Linked DNA regions of Homo sapiens: region 1 is linked to region 2. A link is a loop called in an ENCODE intact Hi-C map of the cell type or tissue named here. Cell type or tissue: natural killer cell. All regions are shown on one strand. Each heading gives the region's core, and the rest is flanking DNA. Links, peaks and the distances in the headings are about the cores only. Region 1 overlaps LINC01581 (long intergenic non-protein coding RNA 1581). Region 2 overlaps MCTP2 (multiple C2 and transmembrane domain containing 2).

What was found. Hi-C counts contacts between places; a loop is a spot of excess contacts. Peaks named below come from ENCODE experiments on the same cell type or tissue, not always from the same donor. Only the 100,000 strongest peaks of a DNase experiment are listed, where the experiment ranks them.
Region 1: it touches region 2 in a loop (5-fold over the local background); 12 of 110 quality-filtered maps call a loop at or near these places.

Annotation. Positions count from the first base shown.
Region 1 is chr15:93,990,401-94,005,870 of GRCh38, forward strand. LINC01581 (long intergenic non-protein coding RNA 1581) reads right to left here. Exons shown (of 9, transcript NR_120320.1): 3 at 11,276-11,359. Among named protein-coding and RNA genes, the nearest start is that of LINC01580, 97 kb to the left of the region's middle. In natural killer cell, for the core only: CTCF peaks have their summits at 6,853 (motif pointing right) and 7,057; no DNase peak of the experiment used is centred there.
Region 2 is chr15:94,316,531-94,332,000 of GRCh38, forward strand. The region is part of intron 4 of MCTP2 (multiple C2 and transmembrane domain containing 2); the gene reads left to right. Among named protein-coding and RNA genes, the nearest start is that of MCTP2, 93 kb to the left of the region's middle. In natural killer cell, for the core only: CTCF peaks have their summits at 7,876 (motif pointing left), 8,077, 10,963 and 11,165; DNase peaks (open chromatin) are centred at 7,881, 8,731 and 11,031; H3K27ac peaks cover 1,493 bases.

The sequences.
Region 1 (15,470 bases), core at 3,717-11,716, 330 kb before region 2:
TTTCATTTTATGCTTTTATTTCCACTTGAAACATGGGAGTCATACACAGAAACAGCTTTCTTTCAATTACATGGCTAGTAGTAGGTAAAGTGGGACATGGCATTTTGAATCACAAGAATTGGTATGGGCAATATCAAATACGTGAGGAAGTTTGAACTTCCTACAGGCAAATGCCTATAATATACACACTCATATGGTGACGATCCATTCACTTGCTAACTTCATTAGCAAGTGTAAGGTTGGTGCAAACGTAATTGTGGATTTTGCCATTACTTTCAATGGCAAAACCACAATTACGTTTGCACCAACCTAATATTTACCAACCACCTGTAAGTTGGTTGAGCAGGATCAATTCTAGACAACAGAGCAGGGCAGTGAATAGAAAAACCATGTGTCCTTGTCAACCTTACATCTTAGCAGAGACTCGAGCTGGTTCCACCTTTTTGTGAGGAACTCATGCAATTTTCCCCATAAAGGTCCAGTTCACTAAATGGCCTCACATAACTTATCAAAATTGTATGAAGAAAAAAAATTATGTAAGTTTTTAATATGACACTAAAATTGTACTCTTTTCCTAAAGAATTCTTTGCTTACTCCACAAGTGTGCAGCTTAAGGGCATTTAGAATTATTTCTTGTAGATATTCAGATATATTTTAGGTGGAGCTATAGGAAATCGCTAATATTCACCCACTCTTTTTTTCTTTTTTGAGACAAAGTCTTGCTCTATCACCCAGGCTGGAGTGCAATGGCATGATCTCGGCTCACTGCAACCTCTGCTTCCCAAGTTCAAATGATTCTCCTGCCTCAGCCTCCCAAATAACTGGGATTACTGGCATGTGCCACCATGCCCTGCTAATTTTTTTTTTGTATATTTTTTGGTAGAGATGGGGTTTTACCATGTTGTCCAGGCTGGTCTCAAACTCCTGACCTTGTGATCCACCCACCTTGGCCTCCCAAAGTGCTGGGATTCTAGGCACTTTGGGATTCTAGGTGTGAGCCACTATGCCTGGCCCACTCTTTTTTTCAAAAAAAATTTTTTTTTGAGATGTAATCTCGCTCTGTCGCCCAGGCTGGAGTGCAGTGGCGCGATCTCGGCTCACTGCAACCTCCGCCTCTCGAGTAGCTTTTGGGGTACAAGTGGTTTTTTGTTACATGGATGAATTATGTAGTTATGAATTCTGAGGTTTTAGTGCACCCATCACCTGAGTAGTGTACCTTGTACGTAATGTGTAGGTTTTTTATCCCTGCTCCCCCACACTCCTCCCCCTTCTTAGTCTCTAAAGTCCATTACATCACTCTGTATGCTCTGCTTTCTCATAGCTTAGCTCCCACTTATAAGGGAGAACATACAGTTTTTGATTTTCCAGTCCTGTGTTACTGCACTTGGAATAATGACTTCCAGCTCCATCCAAGTTGCTGTAAAAGACATTATGTTGTTCCTTTTAATGGCTGAGTAGTATTCCACATACTATGGAATGTAAAAGAAAAAAATATATATATATAACATTTTCTTTTTTTTTCCTTTTCTTTTTTTGAGAGGGAGTCTTCCTGTGTCACCTAGGCTGGAGTGCAGTGGCACGATCTCAGCTCACTGCAAGCTCCGCCTCCCGGATTCACGCCATTCTCCCGAGTAGCTGGGACTACAGGTGCTGGCCACTGCACCCGGCTAATTTTTTGTATTTTTAGTAGAGACAGGATTTCACCGTGCTAGCCAGGATGGTCTCGATCTCCTGACCTCGTGATCTGCCCGCCTCAGCCTCCCAAAGTGCTGGGATTACAGGCGTGAGCCACCGCACCCATCCCACATTTTCTTTATCTGCTAAATAGTTGATGGGCATTAAGATTGGTTCTACATCTCTGCAATTGTTAATTGTGCTGCTATAAACATACAAGTGCAAGTGTATTTTTCATACAATGACTTCTTTTCCTTGGGGTAGATACCCAGTAGTGGAATTGCTGGATCGAATGGTAGATCTATATTCAGCCCTTTAAGGAATCTCCACTCTGTTTTCCATAGTGATTGTTCTAATTAAGATTCCTACTAGCAGTGTATAAGCATTCCCTTTTCCTCATATCCGCCAACACCTATTTTTTTGACTTTTTATTAATGGCCATTCTTGTAGGAGTAAGGTGGTATCACATTGTGCTTTTAATTTCCATTTCCCTGATGACTAGTGATGCTGAGCATTTTTCCGTATGTTTGTTGGCCATTTGTCTACCTTCTTTTGAGAAATGTCTATTCATGTCCTTTATTCACCCACTCTTGACCTATGAAAACAATTTTATATGATTTAAGTTATGTGCTGTCTAGAATTTTCTGAAGAAAATCAATTAATAGGAGTAATAAGAATATTGTGACATGTTTAAGTGAGATTTCCTAGAGCCCACTGTTTTGGCCTTAGATATCATGGTAAGTCTTGGTTTTAGACAAATACTACATATCACATTAAGGCAGTCTTACTATAATTATAATTTCACAGTAAAAGTCCATGGAAAGTTGTTGCTGACTTTACTTCCTCTCCTAACTACTCACACAGCAGGTGTAATCCTGAGGTCTCAGAACATTCATGTTTATGTCTTGCAATTGATTTTACAATAATAAAAGACAAGACACATGAAGAAATAATGAGACTACTTAAAGAAATAGCAAGGTTTAAATAATGTCACTTAGCTCTTCATGGTTTACAGAAAATTTTATAGGAATTATTATTTTATCTTCTCCTTATAACTATCTTATTAAGTAGGATTTGTGATTCTCATCATACAGATGAGGAAACCAGAGTTTAGAGAGATTAAATCTTGTCCAAGTTTGCCTATCCAGTGGTTAGATTTGAACTCTGTTTATCAAAACCCAAAACTAAATATGTTCTACACTGGTCTGCTCCATGTATCCTGACTTCTTCTTTTTTATTGAAAGAGGTCCTTCTCCTACTGGCCGTGAGTTTTCAATCCTGCATGTTTGTTAATCCATTGCCAATGGAAACGACCAGACAAGAGGAAGATTAGGAATGTCGTGTTGGTTTTTGGAATGGCATTTCTCAAAGAATATTGGGATGAACACTGATTCAGTCAGAGATTTAAAGGTGTTGTGGTCAAAAGAAAATTTTGAAGTTCAGTTAAATGAAGCTAAACAGCTTTATTTCTTTTAGCATAGGGGTTGTCAGAAATTTAAGTAAGCTAATATGCATTTGAATCTTTGAAAAGACACCGAAGAATATATAAGGACACACACATTAAACAGCAATGATTTTTTTGGGAAATAATCCCAAGGCTAGTGTCCCTTTTAGCACATTTTGGGAGTGCTGGATTAGAAAAGTCATCTCAGATTCCAGGTAAATAAATTACTTCTTTTCTTTATGGCAGACTTGCTGTAATGAGAAGAAATAAACATTACTAAACTCATCAAGGTTCGGGTAAAATTTCAGTGCTGTCACTCATCAGCCATGTTGACTGGGACGTATTATTTAGTAGTATCAGTACTATGTTATCTCATCTGCAAGAAGGTGGTAACAATCTCGAAAGAATAAAACTTTTGTTGAGGACTGAGAAAAATGGAAAGCACTTAGCGTAGTACTTGGCAGGCAGTTGGCATTCAGTCAGTGATGATAACTTTTCTTTCCCCCACAACTTGATCTGAGTCTTTGCTTTCCATTCCTGGACTACTGAAGACAATTTCTAAAGATAACACTTGTCAATGGCCCTCATCCAAGAGAATATCACACAAATATGATCTGCAGAGCACAGGGTATAACAGTTCTCACACATTGTGGAAATGTCAAGGTTTATTATGCCCCTGTGACATATTGCCATGGCTTAATTTACATTTCCATTTGCTTTATGAGAAGTTTCTTACTCTGGAACATCTGACCTCTCCTTGATGCCTCTTTTATTCTTCAAACTGCTTTCCTAGCCCATCTGGCCACATATTCTAACCCTTCACTTCTGAACCTGAAATCTAATGAAGCAAGAGTATAAAACAAGCCTCATTTCATTACTCTGCATTTTGTGAGCCAGTGGTTTCAACAGTGTATAGTTATGGGACCATTATAGTACTTTTCCTATGGGAATATCTAATGGCCTTCTGTGGAACAATTTTCTTCTTCTTTTGACCTCTATCTTAATATAATCATTCAAAGGATATTCAGTGCTTTGTGCCAAATTTTAGCCATGACAAACTACTTCAAGATTTCAACTTCATAAGCAAGAGAGACATATTTTCATAAAATGCTTTTTTCCCCCACTTAAGTTAGGTGCTTATTTTATTAAAATGAGAAACTCAGTTGACATTTTTCTACACTCAAACCCCTTTTTAATGGGAGAAAGGGTTGAGAGAGAGAAAAGGAAGGGAGGAAAGAAAAGCAAAAGAAGGTATGTATGCACACCCAAATACTTTTTAAGAAATAGGAACTGTCTCTCAAACTTGATTTTTTTTCCTTTGGCAAAGAAGGGAACCATGCATCTTCATGGGCAAAGTCAAGGTTGGCATATTTGACTCCCATCTGGCTGGGGGCCAAAGTGTAGATGAACAAGCCATTATTTAATTAGTCCAGGCAGAACCGAAGCTTCTGATCTGTTTATCTTACTTCATCTAAGGTAATCAGGATCTGCCATTATGTGAGACTAGCGTGGCTATGTGCAGATATTTCAAGCAGGTGACAGACTGGCAACCGGCCTTCCCCAGGTAAGATGAAAGAAACCAAAAGAGGATCCAAGTATTATTGGGAGCTTCAACCACACTGTGGGCCTTAAAAGAATTTCAAAGAGAAGGTCTCATTTAGTTTAGTCCTTACCATGGTCCCGTGACATAAATACCAATCATTTCACTCACAGGTGAAGAAAAGGAGGCTCAGAAAAGCTGAGCAACTTTTCCAGGGTCACAGAGCAAATGATTGGCAGGCAGAGGCTGCAAATCTAATTCTATCTGCTTAGACTTAAGGGTTCCGGGCACTAAGCAACCCTGCTTTTCACTCACATTACATCTTTTGGCTGCTACAGGCCATTGTTTACTCCTGGAGACTTCTCATTTGGCTCTGCAAATTCCATTTTATTTTTTTTTTTAATGAGAAATCATTTATTTTTTGACTACCTTTCCAAGTACCTGGATAATCCCTAAAAGTAGTACTCATAAACCCATGGAGAAGTTGTAAGACCTGATGTTTTTCTTGTAGTAGATGGAGTATTTGCTATGAACAGCAACATGATGGCTTATTTCCAAGGACTTTCCTCTCTTGCTCTCCTCCTTTCCCCGTCTCCTCATACACACACAGACACACACACACACACACACACACACACACACCACACACATTCATGCTCTCGATCTCACATGCACATATGGCTCACTTGCCCTAAATACAGTGAAAGAGATTTTACATTATTTAATTCATTTTGAGAGAGAGACTGACTTGATTCCTGCTGGTGATTAGCATGACTACAAATGCATGTGAAGCAGGACGGATGGCTAATTCTCCTGCCCTACAATTCAACTTAAACCATAATTCCTAAGATAGATTTCTTCTCTCAATATTAATGGGAACCAGATGCCTCTTGTTAATAATAATGTATGCTCAGGAAAAGAGAGACAGAGAGATTTTTTTTGTTTTGTTTTTCAAAAAATATTAGTGCTGTCTAGCAAGGAAGAATGTATAATTTATACTTAAAAATATATATTTGTGTTGAAATATAGATTTGTATTGAAAAATGTATATTTGTATGGAAATATAGATTTGTATTGATAATCTACCATCATTCAGGTAAGACCTACCTACATTATTTACCTCCCTGCAAGTAGGTAACATAGAATGTGAAAGAGACTTTTCTTTTGAGTTTATGCACTTTGTTCTTTATTTAGTGATATGATTCTCTCTCTCATACAATAAGAGATCAATACGAATGTTAACATGAGTTACTATTTTCCCACTTTATATGACATTTTAAATTTTAATTCCATTTGAGTTGTGATACTAACAGATGAGAAGGTACATGTGTTATTACCATGCAAATTATTTAATTTTTAATTAGGTCAATTCATAGGCAAAACAATACAAAATAAGGCTTATTCTGAAATAGTTACCTCATTTAGAAATTTGAGCGTAGACTGGCCATTTGAACAAGCTTCCTTTATTTCCATTGCCATATGCGGTTGTTCAGTTCTTTTCAAAATAAACTAAGTACTGCCTGCTGTGCACATGTGTTTGTCAGAACCATCCATTCTTGAGTAAGATTTAGGGGTAAAGCACACCAACCAGCAGCCTAATTATTCCAGAGTTTCAAGGTATCCATTCACATGCTCCAATCTGTCCACACTAGAATGAGGGAAATCCCACTGTGTGTCCTTAGGCAAGTCCCTAGACATTGCTGTGTCTTGGTCTCCTCACCTGTAAATGCTGGAAGACAATAATAGCTATCTCACATGATTCTCATGCAGTTTAGGTGAGAAAATACGTATCATTGTCTTCAGCAGCCCTTGGCATAAAATAGGAGATTGATGCGCTTTGGCTGTAATAATTATGATATTATTAATCAAGCAAAATATAACACAACAATAATTTATTGTCCCTTTCACCTTAAAGGGACAAATTATTCCCTTTTCAGATATTCTATAGCACAAATTTTCTGTGCAATCATAGAAGTGTTCAATTTGCTATCGCTTTGCTATATATCATGGTCTTACATGATCACTGTCTCACATAATCATTTAATATATAATATTGTTATATATCATAATTATAATTTTTGTTTTGCTTGTAGCTGAATTTGTTCTCTGCATCACATCTGATAGTCATAAAATTCCAACAAATGGGATGAAACAGAAATGTGCAGCTAGATGTCATATTTTGGGCATCACTAGAGGGAGCCAGAGGTAACAGAGCAATCACGTTTCCCAAAGTAAACTTCATTATGCATTAACAATATTTGCCAAATGTTGATAGCATATCTACAGTAAATACATTATGTAAACTTGTCCCTTGGTTCTAAAGATGTGTACAATATAATCACAGGTCTCAAGGAATTTATAATCTAATCAAAGAAACAAATAATATACATTAAAAACCCATTAAATGATCATGTAAGACGATATATAGCAAAGCAATCACAAATTGAATGCTTCTACGATCTCTCAGACGATTTGTGCTATAGAATGCCTAAAAAGGAAATTATTTGTCCCTTTAAGGTGAAATAACCTGGGAATGTTTCATGCATAAATACGGGCATTGAATAGGGTTTAGAGTACCAGAATCAGCATCCGGACTAGTGGAACCTTTAAAGGATGCAAGGAGTGATGCTGTGAATGTGCCCATCTCCCTCTCATGGAGGGCTCCTGTTTACTACTCTACTCCTTTATCCCTAGGGCATGGATCTGACTCAGCTACTCCCCATGTTAAATGTGGTAAATGGTTCCAACTGCTTCCTGGATTAAACTAAATGTTATAGCCTGGCATCACATGCCTACATTATTTTATTTAGAAGTAAGAATGTAAAGGTATACTTTTCAAGTCAAGGTATAGCTTGACTATAAAAGGGGCTAGCAGGTCATGCGTGGGCTAAATGTTAGGGACAGCGGGGACCCACGGAAGGTTTTTGAGCAGTTGAATATCTTGACTTAGTATCAGTATTAAAATAATTGTATAGGCACAAAATCGATGAATTTATTACCCAAAATTCTTATTCAATTCACTACCTTAAATCCAACTCCACTCATTGGTAGAAATTGAGTTACCAGTAAAATGCTAGTTTTTATGCTTCTTCAAAATTAGTGTAAAAATATGAAAACCAAAAACAATGTCATAAATCTTTCAGGTGTCTTGTCTTCCTTATCCTTTTGGGGTCTGGGGATTGGGGCAGCAACCTTATCAATAGTGGAAGTTACTTTTCCTCACAGACCCATTCAACTTGGAGCATGCCAGTTGTGAAGGTGTTATAGGTTTCCAAGAAATAGGAGCTTGAGAAATAAAGAAAGGAGTATCAATGAAATTTAAAGGGATTTTTTTTCTCTCTCTTAGAAAAACCAAGAATTCACATAAGGTGAGGAACGCTAGTTACTGGAAGGGGAGGAGTGTAATTTCCAAACAGCCTCATCACTGTACAGGATGATCAAGCAAAGCCTTATGACGGTACTGGCCCTTAAAAAACAGCCACTTGGAATAAAAAGTAGCCCTCATAGAGTTAACTTATCTGTGAAAAACCCATTGTCACTTCCTAGATTCTGAGATTTCTAAAAGTATAAAATGTATCATGTAACTTGGAGTATCTAACATGACTTGAGTTTCCACTGAGCATGAAAGTCATTTTTACATCTTTTCAAGTATTAAAGCATGTTTTTAACACTCACTAGCCTACCGAATTCCCCTTCTAGCCTTTCCTATCTTCATGGCACCCAACAGCTATTTTAGAGCAACTGTTCTACTCGAGGCACCCGGTAACTGCAGGAGATTTATGGAGAAACAAGTCATAGCCCTTGCTCACAAGCGGCTGAACTGACTAACCACAGGGATGATACAAGGAAACAAATGCCTATCATGTCCAAAGACTAAATAATATGTAGTGGAAATGCACTGGAGGAAGGCTTCTTGTCTCTTTTGAATTAAAACTCTGAAGAAATATTAAAGGTGGAGTAGATAGTAAAGACATGGGACTAGTAGATGAGCAGAAGCATCCTGGAGAAGGAATAATCAGGGCGAATTTTAAAATGAAAACTGCGTGGAACATGTTCAGAGCACAGCAATACTCCAGTTCAGCTAGATGGGAGAATGCGTGAAGGGGAGAACTGAGAGGGACATCATGCGACAGCTAAATGGGATGAAAGCATTCAGGCCTGGGATACCCAGATACGATATTTGGGTTTATTTCAGAAAGCAGTCAGGAGTCGTTTAGAGCATTTGATGTGGCGAGTAGCTGAGTCCGAGTCACAACTCAGGAAAATTTAAAAATTAGTCATAAAATAACAAGTGAATGAGAAACGGGAAAACCCAGGTAGCAAGGAGACCAGAAATGTTGAGAGAAAGATATGAAGCCCAGATTTTGGGATATTACAGAGAAATGCAATGATTTTGATGTGCTAAAGACAGTTCAGACATGTTGAGCCTGGGAAACAGGAGAATTGACAGCGTTCATAACAGAAATCGGAAAGTTGGGAAAAGAGTTGGAAATTGGACTCTGGAGGTATGGGATTACATAACTATATAGAGGAAGACAATAGATAGATGATAGATAGATAGATAGATAGATAGATAGATAGATAGATAGATAGATATCTTGCACTAAGAAAGAAATATAGGCCTAGAACCAAAGAGAAAATTTAGGCAAAGATTACTTGTTTGGGGCCCTATCTTAGTGCATCACATATGAATGCTGCATCTGTGATTAAAATTACATGAAATACCTAGTTTTGGTTTTTGCTAGGGTGCTTTTTGCTCTGCAAATATATTATGAATCTTATATCTGATTTTCTTTAAGTCAGTTGTCACTTGGTACTAAATTATGTCATGTCGTTAAGGATTTCACAACCTTTGTAACATCAACAATGGTACTGACCACTGTTGACCTGGTTGAATAGTAACTGACTGGTAACATGAAAGCCATCTTCATGATCCCTCTAATCATCGACCCTGGAGATAACATTTAAATACAGTCAAAGCTTAAGCTGATTCATGCACTACTGCTAGAAGCATAAATTTGTACCACTTTTCTGGAGCAAAATACAGATATGTAGCAAAAACTTTAGAAAGTATCTAAATCCTATTACATTGGAAATGCTCTTCTAAGAATGTATCCTAGATGACAGTGACATAACTTGGTTAAAATTGAAGCACCAATTTATTTAATAATAAAAAACTGGGTCATCATATAAAATGTCCATTTATTACAGGTAAGACATGAGATATTAATATAATTGAATACCTCATCTCATTAACAATGATAAAGTACATGTGTATTTACTGAAAATAAAATACAATTTCTTTGTGGAAAATAAAAAGTACCTTATAAAACTATATGCATAGTATAATTATTTATATATTATGTTGGCATATGCATCCACATTAGAATATTTAAAAATGTATTTATCCATATCCATATAGATATATAGATATAGATGGATATATATTTGTGTATGAGGTTGAAAAAATATTTGCAAAGAAATCTGAAAATGCATACATAAAATATTAGTAGTAGTTATCTTTGGAATGTAGCATATGGGGGATTTTTTCCTTAATGGACATTTTCTACAATGAACATACATAAAGTACACAAAACCCCCCAAAGTTTGTAAATATTTAAGTTAATCCAAGTTATTGGAACACTCTGAAAGTCTGGCTTATGAAGGTGAGAGCTGCAGGTCAGAATGCAAACTGAAGGTGGCTTCCAGTTAGAGCCAGGCTGGCCCCAGTGCTGGGCTGAATAGGAGAGCTGGCTGAGCCCTGAGTTTCCGAGCTGAGCGAGTGAGCCAAGTTGGAGCAATCGGTTACAATGGGGGGCTGGCGTGTGCCAGAGGTAAACATGGTACGATGTTTGGAGATGAGGTGTTAAAGACTGCCTCTTCTGAGACAATGTTAAGAACAAGACTTTGTTCTGAGTCTGCTCTTCTGGAAGGCCTCAGCTTCAGTGTCCCCAGTAATCAAGCCAGATGTCTTAACATGGTCACTTTTTCACGGTCTCTGACAGCTGACAAAATGTTTCGTCTGTGAAAAAAATAATGCAATATGGACACAGACACTGAACGATTTAATAAGATATAGCAGATAGTGGGGGGAAATGCCCCAGACAAAAACAAGAGCATCTCTACCTTTGTGGTTGCAATTCAGAGTAAAGGTTTAGAGGGGTTTTTTAAAGTAAATAATTCTCAGTTCACTAAAGGAAATGTACTCAGCAGAGAAATGCTCAGAACAGTGAGATTTTGATGATGGAGACTGACCCCAGGTCATCCCAAAAATGCACTCCCTGGCTTTAGGGAAATAACAAATCCTTGTCAGTACTAGCATTTTTCTGTTTGCTATCAACTTTTGGGGGTTTTCTCATCATCATCATTATTATTAAAAACACATGTCAACAAAATACAACTAATATACATCAGCAGCAAGTGTTCTCTAACAGAAAAGGGGGGGATTTGAACTGCTCAGATGTTTCTGTTAGTTGCCAAAAAAAAAAAAAAAATACATCTGGTGAGTCTTCCTCACTGATTTCCCTCCTATTTTTTCCCTCCTTCTCCTAAGGGAAACTGAATGATTATTTGGACAATATGTCTCAGAACTATGTCGTGTTGGGGCAAGGACTAACCATAAGAGAGGAATGTTGGACGTTGAGAACGTTGCTCATGGCTTCTCCACTGAAGTGACAGAGATGGCCAGGAATAGAATGGTCCTGGGAGGAGAAATATGCACAGATGACATGGCCAGGCACATATTTCCACTTCCTTACAATACTGAGTTACTGACATACTTTTCCAAACCCTAATGCCACATCTTGCTGAGTGTCAGTTAAGATGGTTCAGGTTGCAAGAGAATGAAAGTAGTTTAAACTAGCTGAAACATTAAAGGGAATTTATTTACTTATGCAATTAAAAAGTCTACAGAGGGAGTAAGTTTCAGGTACATTTTATTTTATTTTTTTAAATCAGGGCTCCAGCTGTACTTCTCTGTGTATCTTTCAACTTTTCCCACCTCTGAGTTTCTACTTCAACCATGCAACACACTATCTATGAAAAAAGAGAGACTATGGATGTTCCGCAGCTCCCAGCGATGTTCCTGAGCATTTCATTGACTGGACTGCCTTGTGACCAGTGGTTGCCCTAGGCTTTATTTCCTGAACTAATCACTGTCAGGGAGGATGGCATTACCATAATTGGATTAGACAATTCATGATGTCTACTCAGCCCACGCAAACCATTTGTCTGTAGGGAAAAGGAGGAACAAATGTTGGAGAACCAACCAATGTGTCCTCTGGTGAACTGATGAAGTCATTTTTCCCCAGCTAGAGATATATATAGGTATATATAGTAGTATATATATATAGGTATATATATAGTTATATAGGTATATATATAGGTACATAGGTATATATATAAAGGTATATATGTAGTGGCTTAAAATGGTATAATTAACTACTATATTCTCATTATATATTATATATAGTATATATATAGAATACATATACTATATATACTACTATATTCTATATAGAGAATACTATGTACTATACTACTATATTCTATATACTATATAGAATATATAATAATATATCATACATCATATATAATTATATATAATGTAATGAGAATATAGTAGTTACATGTTATAGTTCTATATATAGTACATATAATATATTCTCATTATATATAGTTGTATATATGATATACAATATTGATAATATAATATATTATAATATATTATATTATTATATAATATACAATATATTATTATATTATATATACCATTATATATGATTATATAAATTTATATAATTTCATATGATTATATGAATTATATAATTTCATATGATTATATGAATTATATAATTTCATATGATTATATGAATTATATAATTTCATATAATTATATGAAACTTAATCTAACGTAATCTATGCCAGGCACCATTCTAGGTACCTGAATGTGTTGAAGAACTGTTTCTAAGGAGCTTATGCTCTAGTGACATGGTATTTGATATATAAAAATATATATGTATATATTTGTATATACAAACCTAGAACATATATAATGAGAATATATGACTACTATATATACTATAACATATACCTACTATATTCTATATACTATATATAGAATATTATATACTATATATACTACTATATTCTATATATAGAATATTATATGCTATATATACTACTATTTTCTATATATAGAATACTATATACTATATATACTAATATATAATATATTAGCATATATTATATTATTAACATACACTCTATATATGATATAATGTATATATTTATATAATATAATGTATTATATATTAAATATATATATGAGAATATATATTGTATATGTATACTATATATAGATCTATAATATATATCTAATATATTCTCATTATATATTATATATAATTATATATCCTATATAATATATAGAATATAGTTGTGTATGTATAGTATATAGTATTCTATATATAGAATATAGTAGTATATATAGTATATAATGTTCTCTATATAGAATATAGTAGTATATATAGTATATAATGTTCTCTATATAGAATATAGTAGTATATATAGTATATAATATTCTATATGTAGTATATAGAATATAATAGTTGTATGCTATAGTATATATAGTAGTTATATATTCTCATTATATATGTTCTAGATTTATATATATAAATATATGCATATGTAATTTTTATATGAAATATCATGTCACTAGAGCATAAGCTCTTCAGAAACAGTTCTTCAATACATCTCAGGTGCCTAGAATAGTGCCTGACATAAAGTACACACAAAATAAATACACTTATTGTTGAATGATTGTTGCATGTCCCAGGTGCTGCATATTTGAACAGAAAGCATAGACCATGCAGCATTCTCCATTCTCCTTCTGCTGCCCCCTCCCCTTCACACAATGCTGCATACAGACCCAGTTGTTCACAAACAAACTTCTTGCAGGCACCTTTAAACCCCAGGCGATTCAGCTTGTAAAAAATCATGTCTGCCTGGCTCCCTAGTAAAAAGACTTCAATCAGATTAGCTCTATGAGATGGGGGCATAGATTGATAGATGGATAGAGTTTGTATTCAAAAGCTATTCCCAAATAGCCTTTTGGTTGCCTTTCTAAAGTTCTTCAGACTGCTCCAAACATTGTTGTTGATAGCTATCAACAGCAAGGCTCCAGAAATGGACATAGAAGGTACATCGTGCCATCATAGAGGACAGATGATACTTTAAGGCTCATTCTGATCTGGAAGTGCTGTTTATTACACCTGCACGATGAGTTTGGGTACCAGATTTGGATCACCTTATTTGGAGTTAGTTTAAACAAGGGGATGTTGTTTCTATGTTTCTGCAGACTTTCATGTGTGTGAGAGGGAGACTAACTGTGGTTATCATTTGACCCAGACCGCTTCCTGAATCAGTCTTATAAGAAGTTTCCCCATTCTTTTTTTTTTTTCTTTTGAGACCAAGTTTCACTCCATTGTCCAGGCTGGAGTGTAGTAGCACGATCTCGGCTCACTGCAACCTCCACCTCCCGGGTTCAAACAGTTCTCCTTCCTCAGCCTCCTGAGTAGTTGGGATTACAGGTGCACACCATCACACCCAGCTAATTTTTGTACTTTTAGTAGAGATGGGGTTTCACCACGTTGGCCAGGCTGATCTCAAACGCCTGACCTGAAGTGATCCACCAGCCTTGGCCTCCCAAAGTGTTGATATTACAGGCGTGAGCCACTGCGCCCGGCCAAGAAGTTCCCTCATCTTTAACTCTTGTGTAATTGCTGTTTTCACTGAAACACAGTTTGCTCAGAGTGGAAGGCAGCTGGGCTGTTTGCTCCTCCTTGGTTCGCAACAAGACAGAACTTGGCCTGAGAGGAGGGCGGGGGATTTATTTGAATAGCATTCCTGAGGAAGACAGGGCCTGTGCGCTAGAACCTTGGATTTCTGGAGTCACCTTGGAGAGGCATTCAGGCTGATAGTAGCTAAATCCCCTGTAAGAAATGCCGTGACTCAACATTCTTATGCTCTGGGGCATAGTGCCTTCATCTTCAGAGTTCTGGACTCTAATCCTGAAGAGTGTGTGCTGGTCCAGAACCTCAGAGATACTCCCTACATGGTTTACATATGAGTAACAATGCTTTGTGTTTTCAGTTTATTCCCAAAAAGGTGAAGGTGAGTGAGTGCATGGGGTAGAAAGAGGGACACTCCCTCTTGTTATCTCCATCACATATCACATTTGCAAACTGATATATCACAAATACTGCACACATAAATTTCTTAGGGTATAAGCCTTTTTTTTTTTTTTTTTCAAATTTTTGAGGCAGAATCTCTCTTGTCGCCAAGGCTGGAGTGCAGTAGCGCAATCTCAGCTTACTGCAACCACCACCTCCTGGATTCAAGCAATTCTCCTGCCTCAGCCTCCCAAGTAGCTGGGATTACAGGCACCCACCACCACACCTGGCTAATTTTTTTGTATTTTTAGTAGACACAGGGTTTCACCATGTTGGCCAGGCTGGTTTCGAACTTCTGGGCTCAAGTGATCCACCTGCCTCAGCCTCCCAAAGTGCTAGGATTACAGGCATGAGCCAACATGCTCAGCCACATTCACTGACTTTTATTACATTGTTGTCATCAAGCACATAGAAAGTCTGACATTTGCTTTATTAAGTGGACTATCTGCTGTCCAATCTGAAGGTAAAATCAATTATGATTTTAGGTTCCATTCTTACAGTCCCACCACTAAGTTTCCCAACTACACCCTACCATTTTCTGCTGTTAAATTGTTGTCTGGATTCCACTCAATGATGTGCT
Region 2 (15,470 bases), core at 4,535-12,534:
GATAGTAAGATTCACCTACCTTACAGGCTGTTGGGAAGATGGCAGGCATTAACTTATATAACGTCCAGTATTCAATTGAGTGTTTTCTTCTAAATTTTTATAATTCTTCATAATTTTCAGCATTGACATTAGTTATATATTGCAAATATTTTTCTCCCAGTCTGTTGCTTATCCTTAATTGTATGGCCTCTTTTGTCCTTTAGAAGTTTTTCATTTCATTGTAGGCAAATATATCTGTTTTTTTCTTTATGATATTTATTTATTTATTTGGTTCAGTAGCTGAGGCCTTTTTATTCTAAAGAGTTCTTTTTCTTGCTTCGGTTCTTGGACGGTTTCTCCTGTTGCTTCCTCTCTATTCTGTTTTGGAACATCTTTTCAATAAAGGAAGGGTCTATTGACTCTTTGATCTGTCTTCTATGTCTCTTAGGTTTTCTTTTTCATTTTTCCCATGACTTTTTCCTCTCGGGAAGAATTCTTCAGCTTGATCTTCAGCTTGCTCATTTTCTTGTCAGTTGTTTACATTGTACTGTTCTGTTTACCAATTGTTATGTTTTTCATTTTTATAACCTATTTTGTTTGACAATCCCATCCCTTTTTGAGAATATTAAGTATTCATTTAAAATATCCTGCTTGCTGCTCTATTTCTTGGATATCAGTTTAATGTATTGACTGTCTCCCATTTAGGACATTATTTTCTTTTACATGTTTGATTCTCTGGAGCGGTTTGCTTATCATTTTATTTGTGTTTTTCTCTTCCCCCATCTGTGGATGTTATTTTTGCTTACTATGTCCTGCAATTTGGTGATGATGAGGAGAGCCGGGGCATGCTGCAGGACAGGGTGAGCCGGTAGTTCAGGCTAGGTTCTTCCCATTCCTCCTGGTTATCACCTGCCACTTAAAGCTTTTCTCTCTGCATACGCCTGTGCTATCTGCTTCTGCTTATTTTCAGGTGCCTTTGCCGGGCATTGCTCAGCCTCAAGGCATAGGACAGTGCTGGCCCATCCAGCTCTCTTTTTGTGCTGAACCCACCAGTCACACTGAGCTGCACTGGCCATCTTACCTGCTGCCTCCAAGCCTGGAGCATTCGTGGTTCACCTGCCATACACCCTTCCACCCTCCTACCCTCCCACTCCACCACTACCCAGAAACATCTTTGCTGTGACTCTCTACTGCTCATGTCTCTGGATATGGATTCTTTCATGAACTGATCTCATGTGGCTTTCATCTTTCAGAACTGTATGAAGTATGTCCTTTTTTTTCTTAAAATTTCTCTCTCTCTTGCTCATGTTTTCTCAGATGTAGCATTTTAAAATAGTGAAAAAATTATTGCCTACTTGTTGGTAAATAGTTTTTTTTAATCAAAGTCATAATTTCTTACCTATCAAGTGTATCCCTTCTCATTTCTATTATTATTATAAATGTATCTATTTTTACAACTGCATCTCTTGTGTTCTTTTTAATGGCTTGGGGCAGATAGCATTTTATGCCTGAAATAATATCTGAAAGATGTAATCATAAACCAGTGTAGGGGTGCCTCCCACAGATATCCTGATTCTTACCCTGATCCGGCACAGTGTCCAGTGGTTACTTTTGTCAAAAATGATTATCAAATTCATTTTGTAACCATTTCTCTGGCGAGTAGAAGAGTGTTCTAGAGAGTGTGTATTTTACATTACTAGGAAGAAAATGTTCTCAAGCTACATGTCCTGTTTTACATTTATGGAATTTCTTCAAAAAAAAAATTTTTTTTTTTTTTTTTTTTTTTTTTTTTGAGACGGAGTCTAGCTCTGTCGCCCAGGCTGGAGTGCAGTGGCACAATCTTAGCTCACTGCAACCTCCGCCTCCTGGGTTCAAGCGATTCTCCTGCCTCAGCCTCCCAAATAGCTGGGATTACAGGCACGCACCACCATGTCCAGCTAATTTTTGTATTTTTAGTAGAGACGGAGTTTCGCCAGGCTGGTCTCAAACTCCTGACCTTGTGATCTGCCCACCTTGGCCTCCCAAAGTGCTAGGATTACAGGTGTGAGCCACCACGCCCGGCCAATAGTTTTTAAGTTTAGGGATATATACAGGCCCTGGACCTCTTCTGTTGGCCAACTACTCCTTTTCTAGCTTTCTCCATTTTTTTCTAGTTCTTTCTCCCTCACTGCTGTCAGGCAATACTATACTTCTCTATCAAACTGATGCAGTTACAGCAGATTCCGAGTAGATGGTCAGTACACTGATTAGATGATGAAGCCGTTGCACACATCGGAAAATGATACAATAGGGCTTATGTGCACTTGCTCCATATCTTGCTGTTTCAAGACCAAAGTCTGCTCTAACCCCAGCCATTGTCATCTCTCTCTGCAGAGTTTCATCACAGTCAAAACATCATGTGAGAATTTGGCTTTTATTTTGTGCAAACCTAATATAATCCAAATGTAAATACCTAATAAGGAGTCTAGGTCATAAACTGTGCTGTTTCAGTCCCCATTTCTTTTGAAACCAGTAGTAATTGTTCTTGGTTTTTTTTTTTTTCTTTCATTTTGGGGATGCTTTATTGTTATCTGTTAAGAAAATACCCCACTCTTTCAACATTTTTTATTTCATTTTTATACCTTGGGGATGCCTTCCTATGCTCTGACTATGTCAACTTCTGTTTGATTATCACAAGTATTAAGATGAAGGTATGATCTTGAGCCTGCTCAGGGCAAGACGGCATTTGAGTGTCTACTGTGGGTTCAAGAAGGGGTCCTCATTACTAATACATGTGCTCCCTCACTCCTGCCTCCTTTGCCTAGGTACAGCGTCACTTTTCAATACAGCATTATTTTCTACAAAACCCAACCCAGACTCAGAAGTTTTATCTAACACAATCCTTTGGACCAATAGTTCTCAAAATTGAATGAGCCTCAGAAGAGTCTTAGGAACTAATGAAAATGCACATCTCTGAGCCCCGCACACAGACTCTCTGATTCAGTGTGTCTGGGGTGGGGCCTGGGAATTTGCGTTTCTAACAAGTTCCCAGGTAAGGCTGATGCTGCTGGCCCAGGAACCACACTTGGAGAACCTTTGCTCTAGGCAGTCCCTGTCACAGGTGGGTGTCGGCACATGAGAAGAAACCCATGCTTCTCCTTAGAGGTAGAGTTTCAACTCTTGATTATGTTAGCCAGACATTGTATTTTCCTGGGGCTTTTTCTCATTACCTGTTTGCTGTCTGTCATTGGTCTCAGCTTTACTTAATTTGTATTGGAATATAATTTAATTTAGTATTAACCCAATTAAAACAGGTTTAAGAAACTGTGTGATATGCTAAAGTACTAACTATAACATGTTTTTGGCTTATCTATGCATTTACAATATTTAGTCTTTATAACGTGTTCTCCAATTCTGTAGATACTAAACCAATAGCTTATTGTTGCAATAGGAAGTATCTTTCAATACAGACTCAGATGGCATTTGTCCTATGCAGTCTTTTATGTTTTTCACAGGCATAAGCTCTGTCTCACCTCAATCTTATAAGATTTTACCTTTATAAAACATATACCTTTATCCTTAATTGGGGAAATGACTGATCTGCTCTATTACAATCTTAGTGCTGTATTAGGAGGGAGAATAGTTTATTAATCTTTTTTTTTTTTTTTTTTTGAGATGGAGTCTCGCTCTGTCGCCCAGGCTGGAGTGCGGTGGCACAGACTCGGCTCACTGCAAGCTCCACCTCCTGGGTTCACGCCATTCTCCTGTCTCAGCCTCCCAAGTAGTTGGGACTACAGGCACCCGCCACCACGCCCAGCTAATTTTTGTATTTTTAGTAGAGACAGGGTTTCACCGTGTTAGCCAGGATGGTCTCGATCTCCTGACCTTGTGATCCACCCGCCTCGGCCTCCCAAAGTGCTGGGATTACAGCTGTGAGCCACTGCGCCTGGCCCTAGTTTATTAATCTTTGTATGCCCTCCTGTGCTATAACTGATGGTTTATACACAGAATATTTTTAATAAATTTTAGTTCTTCGTTGAAGAAATCCAACTTCAGTGCTGGACTTAAGGAGCATTGAGGCCTGTTATACAAGGGAAAGTACCTTTTCAGAATGAACAGTATTTAGTCACTTACTCCCTTATTCAACAAGCATGTCTTGGGTTTCCTCAGTGAAATGGGCACTACACTGGTGTTCTTCTGGGGCTTGGTGATGAAAGTCAGCAAAAAGGATTTATATGATTTCAGAGATGAAGATGACTTTCATATAGGTCACCTGGTCCAGCTGCTGATTTAATGGAAGCTTTAATTCAGGAAATGGAAGCACAAAAATTGAATGACTTATTGAGGGTCACGTTGGGAGGCAAGATTCAGAGCAGACTGGGTGGCTCAGTGGGACAAGAAGAGGATTTGGATTTGGTCTACTACTTGGCTTTGTGACCTCCTTGTACAACTTACATAACCTCTCTAAAATGGGTGTGATGTACCTTGCCTCATAATGTGATTGTAAGGACTGAAAAAAGTAAAACAATATGGATGAGGCTGGGGGACAAAATGTTAAGTAAAATAAGTCAGGCACAAAAAGACAAATATCCCATATTCTGACTCACGTGTGAGCTAGAAAGTTGATCCGTGGAGACAGAGAGGAGAATGCTTACTACCAGAGGCTGGGAAGGGTGGGAATGGGGAAAATGAAGAAGGGTTGGTTAAGGGGTACAAAAATACAGTAGAAAGAATAAGTTACAGTGTTCAATGGCTCAGTAGGGTGACTATACTTAATAATAATTTATTGTATATTTCAAAATAGAAGAGAAGATTTGGAATATTCCCAACACAAATGATGTGTTTGAGGTGATGCATATTTCAATTAGGCTGATTTGATCATTACACATTGTATGCATGTATCAAAATATTACGTGTACCCCATAAATATGTACTATTATTATTAATAAAGATGTATAGATGCCATAGTGGCCTACATTTAGAAAATAGGCAATAGATATGTTGTTATAGTAATTAATGAATAATCATAATGCAAGTTGGCCATGTTCTTGACTCCCAGTACAGAACTCATTGCTGTGTTCCATGTCAGCTCCCCCGTCATTGAATTAGATGCTTGGTCCCTAACTTGTGTCAGTTTGCCAATTTCTCTGTGCTCTCTCTATGATCTGTCTTTAGCATAGGGTTTTTAAAATACAGCTAATCAATAAACAATGCAGGAGGTTAGGGGTGCCAACCCCTCATGCAGTCAGAAACCCACATATAACTTTTGAATTCCCCAAAACACAACTACTAGTGGCCTACTGTTGACCAGAAGCCTTACTGATAACATAAACAGCCCGTTGGCATATATTTTGTATATGTATTATATACTGTATTCTTATAATAAGGTAAGCTAGAGAAGAAGTGTTAAGAAAATCATAAAAGAGAGAAAGTAGATTTATTATTCGTTAGGTGAAAGTGGATCATCATAAAAGCCTGCACCCTCATTGTCTTCACATCCAATTGGCTGAGGAGGAGGTGAAAGACCAGGGTTTGGTCTTGCTGTCTCAGGAGATGCAGAGGAGGACAAAAATTCTGTATAAGTGAACCCTTGCAGTTGTTCAAATGCATGTTTTCAAGAGTCACCTGTATTTTATTTTCCTATGTGGAATCATGTATTTAATTTTAAGTAAAAAACACGGATCTAATTAATCACATATTTTTTATTATGACAGAGGCTCCTTCAGAGTTATTCAAATGTGTTGCAACCTTGACCATGGAGGAGCAGCAGCTTTAGGGCCTTTAATTCCAATTGCACAGCCCCTGTTTTTGAATTTTTTTTTTTTTAGGGAGAAAAGCTATTTTGATGAATCACTCTCTGCTAAGGAAGGAGTTCTGCATTTTCTTCGGATTGTTACATAATCATTACTGTCTGTTACTTTCTGTCTAGAACATGGATTAGTAGACTTTTTATGGCTTTATGGGCTATAAGTGAAAATTAACTCTTGACATAGTGAGAAAGCAGCCATAGACAATAAACAAATGAACATAGCTGTTTTCCAATATAAATTTATTTACAAAAACAGGCAGTGGTCTGGATTTAACTGATGGGCCAAAGTTTGTTGACCTCTGCCTAGAATATCATGGTCTGATTTTTGGATTCTTGCTTTGAAAAACTGCTTTAAAAACATCTACAACAAAGATGGTATAATCTCATTAGGCAGTCATCAAGAGTTGAGGCTAATGCTTTCAGCGGAAGCATCTTGGAAATACGACATGAAATCATGCAGAAAAATCCGGAGATGTTGGGTAATAAAAAGTCATTTTCTTGCTATTTAACTCAGCAGTGGAGTGGAAGAATATGGTGTCTCCCTTAGGAAAAGACAGCTCACAAACCCCAAGAAAGGATGTTAGAAAGTGCTTAGAGGGTATGTGATTGAGCATAGGAAGTTTTTGGTGACTTTGCCCACGAGGAAACACATGCAGAAAAGGTCTCAGATACCAGAGTTCCCTGTCTCTGCTGTGATGCCGTCAGCGAGAGGCTGGGAAATAGGCTTCACTGGCATAAAGAGCTGTGAGGTTTTATCTAAATCACTCCCTTCCCTGGTTCAAACACAGAGCTGGTATGTTAAGCAGGTTATCAAGGTGGGATTTGGAGATTTTTCTGGGAGTTTTGGTGAAGATTGCTGAACTACACCATTGTTAATTGTTCTTTAGAAAGACTCACAAGGAAGTCTGGCTTCAGAACAATGGGCAGGTTTAGCAATGGTGTTGGGAAAGGGGTAATGTTGTATAGTTGCCACCAGGACACCTCAGGGTCTTTAGCTGTGGCCTCTCAGTGTGTGTATGTGTGCAGACTTAAAAAAACAAAAACCTATGGGTAATGAAAAATGAAGTTGGTGGGAGACTAAGAACTCCCTGTCTTAAGCATGCTTAATACCCATGAATAATCATGGGCACAGAAGACTATCATGGGAGGCTGAGAAGTTTGGATCAGGTAGCTCTGGAAGTGTGGCCACATTTAGAAGATTGTTCCTTGCAGGTGGTTTTCCAGTTCTTCAAGAATTTCCTTTGAATCTTTGGCATGTGGGCCTTCAGCCTTGACAATAGGAGGTCTGGTATTGGGGAGCTCAGGAGTAAACTAAGCAGCCCTGTTATTATTACTGTTATTATTTATTGTTGGATGACTTTGGCTGCTGTAGTGGTCTTTCTAAGAACGAGTCTTACTCTGATGCTGTCAATGGTCCAGGCATGGCATTGAGCTCACCTTCGTTAGCAATCCGCATAGGAAGAATGGCCGCCATCTTCCTGCATGTCTGCTGTCTCAGCCATTGCCTGTGTGTTGTGTTCATCTGACCCTCCCTGTCCCCTCTTCTATTTCTCTCATCTTTCTTTGCTCTTTCTACTCTCCTTTTCTTCATCCTAACGTTTTCCTTTTATTTCCTTATATTCCCCATTTCCTTTCCATTATTTTCCGGGATGTTATACAAGATGTATTGTTTTCGACCAAATAGGACTTACACTTGTTTTAAGTTCTCGATCTGAGTAGCTCTTGGCTGTCTTAAACTTTGAGACTGGTAAAGCAGAAGAAATATGTGAGCAATCGCCTTTAATTCCAACTGCTTCATGATTTGGTTGATGCATGGAGGAAACTGAACCCTGGGTCCATTTCCCATGGGAAGGAATGTGGCCGAGGAGGAGGTGTTCTGGCGTCTTAGAGCTGGTCTTATGCTCCAGGCCTGGCTTGAACTTCAGCCTTGCGATATGGGCAGGTCTCTCGTCCTGTGCAAAATGCTCAGCTCATACCCTGTTGGCTCGTAGAGCGCTAATACGTGGAAAACAATAGCCCTCGCTTTAAAACCCTGTGCTTTGCTGTAATGTTAGGCCGCTGTAGTAGTTTACCACTGTGGGCTGAGGGAATACTGTGTTGCTGGTGCCCTCTTGTGGCCACTCTGTAGCGTTGCAAAAGGAAAAGAAAAGTTAATGGAAGTTCGCTGTCACATTACTAGGGCCGTGAAAATCACTTCAGCTGTAGGTTGAGGTTTGATGGTCTTTTTTGATGCGAGTTTTAGTGGATGAAAATAAATGAACACTCATTCAGAAAACTGCTCTCTTTCTCAATTTCCAGCACAGGTAGATATCTGACGTTCGTTTCTAGAGCAATGGCAGCTTTATATGCAGATAATGGAAAAAAATGTGCTACATAAGTCAAGTTCATATTTAAAAGGAGTAGTTCAGAGAAAAAATTTAAAGATCTCTCGATACTGTGAGAATTATGCTATGTAATCGCTGTTACATAGCATAATTTTTACTATTATTAAATAATTGTTATCTTATTGTTTATTATATTATTATTCAATTATTGTTGTTTAATAAATTACTAAATTGTTACCAAAAAGTTAAAATGACTGATTTAAGTCCTGGTTTTCTTTTGCTATTTAGCAGGCTAATTTTTATGATGTTGCTAGAACTCTGTATTGTATACTGAGCAGCGGTGTAGCTTCCCAACAGGTGTGTTCTGAATGGGATGTACTGAAGTATTCATTCTGGCAGCCCTCTGGGCACCTCTGTTAGGCTTGGGCCACCATAAACCCTGCTGTGCCCTACAGACATCATTTTGTTTTGTGTCATGATGTGACGTGCTGAAGAGTGCTGGATGGTGGGTGAGGGTTATGCGTGGGCTTTGGACATGGACCACCGGAGTTTGGATTCTAGCTCAGACACGGTCTAGCCATGAGCCTGCTAGGCTTGCGGTAGGATTAACCTGGTGTGTGTGCTTGTGGAGACTTGGTGGTGGTCGTGGGGCGGGGCCGTGAGGTGGGTGGAGCTGAAACAGTCATATGCAATAAACATTAGCTGTTACTATTGCCGTGTGAATTGTCATAGTTATTCTTGGTATAGTTATTCTAGTTTGGGTTTTGTTTTTGCATTTCGCCTGTGGGAACAGGAATGACTTTGTGATTTCCCCATCCTTTTTATCGTGGGCTTATCTTCCCAGTTTCCTCATCAATTTTTGTACTTTTTGTGTATCTTTTTGCTCTTTTACTTCTTTTGAGATAAAAGTTCCTCCCCCTGCCGCCACCACCACCTCTAACCTGGGTGGTGTGAGGGTTGTGAAAGGTGTTTTCTTGAGGTCAGGTCTTATTTTCTGTGAAACAGGAGAAATGAGAGACTCTTTTAAAAGGCACCTTATTTGAATAAAGACTCTGTCGTGGATTGAGGTTTAATTTTCCCCATCATAAATTTGACCTAGAAAATGCCCCTTCATGAGTAAAACTGGTGTTGACGAAGGCACACCACTAGGCCTTACCGAAATTCTGAACCTACTCTACTCCATCGCTCCGATTTTTTTTTTTTTTTTTTTTTTTTTTGAGACGGAGTCTTGGTCTGTTGCCAGGCTGGAGTACAGTGGCGCGATCTCGGCTCACTGCAACCTCTGCCTCTCTGGTTCAAGTGATTCTCCTGCATCAGCCTCCCGAGTAGCTGGGATTACAGGCATGCGCCACCATGCCCAGCTAATTTTTGTATTTTTAGTAGTGATGGGGGTTTCACCATGTTGGCCAGGATGGTCTCGATCTCCTGACCTTGTGATCTGCCTGCCTCAGCCTCCCAAAGTGCTGGGATTACAGGCATGAGCCACCGTGGCTGGCCCGCCCCGATTTTTAAAATCTATTTTTCTTTCTAAAATGAAAGAGAATCTGGCTTTTAAATGTTTGGTTACCTGGTGTTTTCTCTCTACACATTTTTCTCTGTATTATAAAAACTTTATTTTGGAGAAGAAATTAAAAGCTTAGGGCACCATACTTTGTTCAGTCAACATTCTGAATTAAGTTTGTTCAAAATTTGTAACATTAGGAATAATGCCACAACAAACGTTCTTATACCTAAATCTGTGTGTACAGGTTACTTTTTCATATATTTGCAAGTGAGTTATTTATTCAGGTGGATTGCATTTTTTGTGTTATATGATCTGAGCATTTCAAGATTCTCATTAAAAAATTGCCAATTTACTCTTGAGAAAGACCTATTTGTTGACCTACTGGTGTGTGAAAGTGGGCCACTTTTTGTTTCTCACCTACCTTGTTATGTGGAATATTATTGTTACTTTTTTTTTTTTTGAGACTGAGTCTCGCTCTGTCACCCAGGCTGGAGTGCAGTGGCATGATCTCAGCTTCCTACAACTTCTGCCTCCTGGGTTCAAGCAATTCTCCTGCCTCAGCCTCCTGAGTAGCTGGGATTACAGGCATGGGCCACCACGCCTGGCTAATTTTTGTGTTTTTAGTAGAGATGGCGTTTCACCCTGTTGGCCAGGCTGGTCTCGAACTCTTGACCTCAGGTGATCCCCGCCCCACCCCCCCCCAACCTCGGCCTCCCAAAGTGCTGGGATTACAGGCATTAGCCACCGTGCCTAGCCATATCTTTGTTAATTTGATAGAAGGAAAGTGTTGTCTTGTTTTTTTCTTTAAATTGTTTTCATCAATTTGGACCTTTAAATATGTTTGGTTAATGAGATATTTGCTTCTCTGCATAGTCTGTTCCATGCATCACTTGTTCATTCTGTCTCCTGGGCATGTTCACATGCATTTTTTAAATTTGTCACTTGCCTTTAGATTGTGTTTATAAAGTTTTTGTTGCAAAAATATTTTTAATCTTACGATTCTTTTCTGGAAAGTGTCATTTTTTATCTAGAAAGCTTCTTGAGAGACACACACATTCACCTACATTTCTTCTCTTTTCTATCTAGTTTTACATTTTTTCATTTATTTCTTTGATCTCTGTCAAGTTTACTTAGTTTCTGGCCCAGAGTAGGAACTGAGTTTTACTTGAACCAAATGGCTATCTATCTAACTAGGACTAAATATTTCTTTTCGTAATGATGTGACGGTCACTTTTTAAGTATACATTAAATTGCAGCACATATTGGAGCCTGCTTCAACAATTTCTCTTTGATTCCTATTGATGTTGTTCTCTTGTTCGGCATCAGCTCCACACCAGAGTTTTATTGTATTGAAAATTCAGTCCTTTTTATTTTGCAACATTTGGGATTTGCTTCTCATTGGAGTACCTTCTCTGAACACCAGATGGCATGAGATCATTGGCCACATCTGGGCCAGTGTATCAGAAAAATTGTTGTTCAAGAGCAAATGTGAACCTTTCAAAGATGCAGACACCCATTCTGTAACACAGGAGTGGTTTTCCTTCACTCTTTGAGTTTTGGTAGCTTGTGGATGTCCTGCAGTAAGTGATTAGAGCTGAGTTTTAAAATGGTTTCTGTTTATTCCTTTGCCACTTGGTACATATCATCACCGGACATGTTTGTCCCAACAGTCTTTAATGTATTCCCACAACTGAACCATTTCCTCTGAAGATTTTTGTTGTATGGTTTTGTTTTGGGACTCTGTGCAGTCTTGTGGATTGATCAGAATGTCTTGATGCTTTGCTGCTTTATAGAGTCAGTTTATCTGTTTCTGTGGAACCCCATCTCAATTCCTATGAAATACCTTGGAGCAAAATTGGGATGTTTTCTATTCCTGCTGCGTGTAAGAAAATTGCCTTACACCCAACCAAACATCATTGGCTTGAATTAAATGTAGCATGTCTTCTATTTGCTTGATTGGGGCTTCTCTTGAGGGGGTGGTTTTTATCAAGTGTTTATTTCTTTTCTTTTTTTTTTTTTTGAGATGGGAGTTTTGCTCTGTCACCCAGGCTGGAGTGCAGTGGCGTGATCTCGGCTCACTGCAGGCTCTGCCTCCCGGGTTCATACCATTCTCCTGCCTCAGCCTCATGAGTAGCTGGGACTACAGGTGCCCGCCACCACGCCCGGCTAATTTTTTGTATTTTTAGTAGAGACGGGGTTTCACTGTGTTAGCCAGGATGGTCTTGATCTCCTGACCTCGTGATCCACCCGCCTTGGCCTCCCAAAGTGCTGGGATTCCAGGTGTGAGCCACCGCGCCCGGCCTATCAAGTGTTTATTTCTATACCACGATGATACTTGCTGTGTTTCAAGTCACTCTTTTAATGTATTTGTTTCATTGTCTGTAAAGTTGGTAAGAGATATTCTGCCTGTGCGCACGTTGATGTGTGTTGTGTATTCCCACATGTCCGTGATTTACTCATGTCTGAGTTTTGATTTCAGTGACAGTTAGTCCTATCACACCATCATTCCTTGCTGAGTTTGAGGCAGGGAGTGTGGCCTGTCATGGTGAAGGGTGTTATTCTTGAGACTCTCTCTATGTAACAAATTGCCTTGAATCTCAGTAGCAACCATGTGTTCGTGAATTCTGGGAGTGTAAGTTTGGACAAAGCCCAATGGAGTTGGCCTGTTTTTGCTGCATGCTGTCTGGGGCTTCACCTGGGAAGAGTTGAAGGTTGGGAGGACTTGGCTATTGGGGTCCTATCTTTGGAAGACTTGAAGGTTTGTTGATTCCCATATTGTGTGTGTGGAATCAGGTGTCTGGAAGATGAAGATGGTTCCACATGAGGCCTCCCCATGCAGCATGTCTTCCTCATGACATGGCAGCATCAGAGTCACTAAGCTTTTTATGTGGAAGCTCAGGGCTCCAGGCACAAGGGTCCCAGCACAAGGCAGAAGCTGCGTCATCTTTTATGATGCAGCCTTGGAAGGAACACTGCACCACAGTGGTTGAAGCAGTCACCCAATTCAAGAGGAATGGGGACAGATACCCTACTTTTTTATTAAGTACCACAGAATTTGGGGGCTATTTTGTAAAATTACTGTAGTTCTGAAGCCTTTAGAGTGAAAACAATCTGGGTTCAAGGCTCAGCTCTGAACTTTCTAACTTTCCTCATCCTTTAAAAAAAATTTTTTATTACATGTATTTAAGGCACAACATGATGTTTTGATATACATAGTGTATTAGTAGTCCGTTCTTGCATTGCTATAAATACCTGAGACTGGATAATTTATAAAGATAAAGAGCCGTCATTGACGCATGGTTCCACAGGCTGTACAGGAAGCATGATGCTGGCTTCTGAGGAGCTTAGAATCATGGCTTCCAGGGAGCAAGCATGTCACATGGTCAGAGCAGGAGCAAGAGAGAGAGAGCAGGGAGGTGCCACACACTTTTAAACAATCGGATCTCTTGAGAATTCGCTCACTGTCATGAAGACAGTACCAACAGGGATGATGCAGAGCCATTCATGAGAAATCCACCACCATGACCGGATGACCTCCCACCGGGCCCCACCTCCAACATTAGGGATTACACCTCAATATGAGGTGTGGATGGGGACACACATCCAAACCATATCACATAGTGAAATGCTTCCTACAGTGAAGCCAATTAACATATCCATCATCACATAGTTACTTATTTGTGTGTGGTAAGAGCACTTAAAATCTATTCTCTTAATACATTTTTAATATACAATACCCTTCCATTAACTAGAGTCCTCATCGTATGGTAGGTCTCCAGACTCACTCATCTTACATAACTGCACCTCAGTGCCATTGACCTACTTCACCCTATTTCTTTGCTCCCCTTCACTTGGAAAAAAGTCTTCTACTTTTTGTTTGTGTGTATTTGATTTCTTTTTAGATGCCACATATGAAAGACCACATGGCATGTTTTTTCTATGCCTGGCTTATTTCACTTAGCATAATGTCCTCCAGGTTTATTCATGTCATTGCAAATGGCAGGATCTCCTTTTATAAGGCTGAAAAGTATTCCTCATCCTTAAAGAAGCAGTGTAAAGCATGTCTATCTCCTTTTGTAGGATTAAAGGAGATCATTCCCATGTTAATGTTATTCTTGAATTTTGGTCCTGTTCTATTTTTTTCTATAAAGGCTGGTGTCTATTTTCTTAGACTTAGATTTGTGCTTAAATAGTGGCTTGGGTGGGGGATTATTTTTAGTAATTTTTAATAAGGAGAATGCGAGAGTATCAATAATCATGTATGCTTTGGTAATAATGGGTTTCTGGAACACAGATTACTAATATGCATATAGGTCTTGTAGATTTCACCCTTTATACAGATTCTAAGCAACTGTATTCATTGATTCTCTGGCTTACTCCTTTCTTATTTTTTTTTCTCCTCTAAACCTTTCTAGTCTCTTTTTATTGTAGTATTCTAGCTGCTGCCTCTCCTCTCCCTTTTTTCTATGTTGTCATTGCCTTCTTCTAACTTTACATGGGGCCCTCGTTTTTTGGTGTTACAGGGACAACCATGTATGAGGTTTCTAAGCCGAAGTTCACACCCTTATTGGGGTGACCAAGAATAGAGATGCAGGCATATGGGAGTGTTTGTTTGTTTGTTTGTTTTGAAACAGGGTCTCACTCTGTTGCCCAGGCTGGAGTGCAGTGGTACAATCTTGGCTCACTGCAACCTCTGCCTCCCAGGCTCAAGCAGTCCCCCGACTTTAGCCCCCCAAGTAGCTGGGACAAAAGCTGCGCACCACCATGACTGGCTAATTTCTGTATTTTTTGTAGAGGTTGGATTTTGCCATGTTGCCCAGGCTTGTCTTGAATTCTGAGCTCAAGCAATCCACCTGCCTCGGCCTCCCAAAGTGCTGGGATTACAGGCATGAGTCACCATGCCCAGCCCAGGCATATGTTTTTAATGACCACTTTGCCAAAAGCCAATTAGTTCAATCATCTATTCAACCAAATGACCAATTCACTGAAATTACTGAATTCATCATGTTAATATATTGACAGTGTTTTTCTTCTTCTATTTATAAAGTTATAGCTATTGATATTCATAAAAATATTGGATGGGGACTTTTAAAAATAGCTTTTGAAGGTCTCTGGCTCATCTTAGTTGATGGGTTATAAAGACAAAGCCAAAAGAGCATTTTAAACAATATTTAATTTGTGTCAAGCCAAAACAATAAATGATGGAAGAGACTGAATATGTCATAATTTAAGCTGCAGATCTACAAAGGGGAAGTGTAAGGACAGAAAAAGACAAGATGTTAGGGGAAGAGGTTGGGGAGGGACTGAGAGTAGGAGAAGGCAGGGGAGGCATGTGGAGGTCTGGGATGGTATGGGGTGGGGCTGAGGAAGTTCAGGGGGGCTGTGGTGCAGGGAAGAATCCGAAGACCCAGGAAGACCTCCTTCCCCAGTTCCCTAGACCTGCCTTATGTCTCATTGTTTATCCTCTATGAGTTGCTATAAACTTTATAAATAGTTAAACAAGTTTTAGTAACATTGAAAATTTCAGGTCACTGATTTCGCTGTATATTGGTCATTGGAAATTCTTCCAGTAAATTGGACTTTGGTAAATTGCTTGGAGCTATTACATCTCAGGGTCTGTCCATGGGCAGACCTTGCCCGAGGAGCCAATGAAATGTTATACATGGCAGGTCCATTTAGAGGAAGGAAGTCAATTGTATTTGGGAGAGAAGTTCAGGAATAGTTCAATCAGAGTGTGCTAAATGGCAAAACATGGACAGGAAGGCCAGTAGAAGACTGGGGAAGAAACTGTTCTGTGGTTGGTATCAAAAACAGCTGTGAGAAGCATGCGGCCCTTATCTGCAAAAGAAAGATGGGCCATGATAAGCCTGGGAAT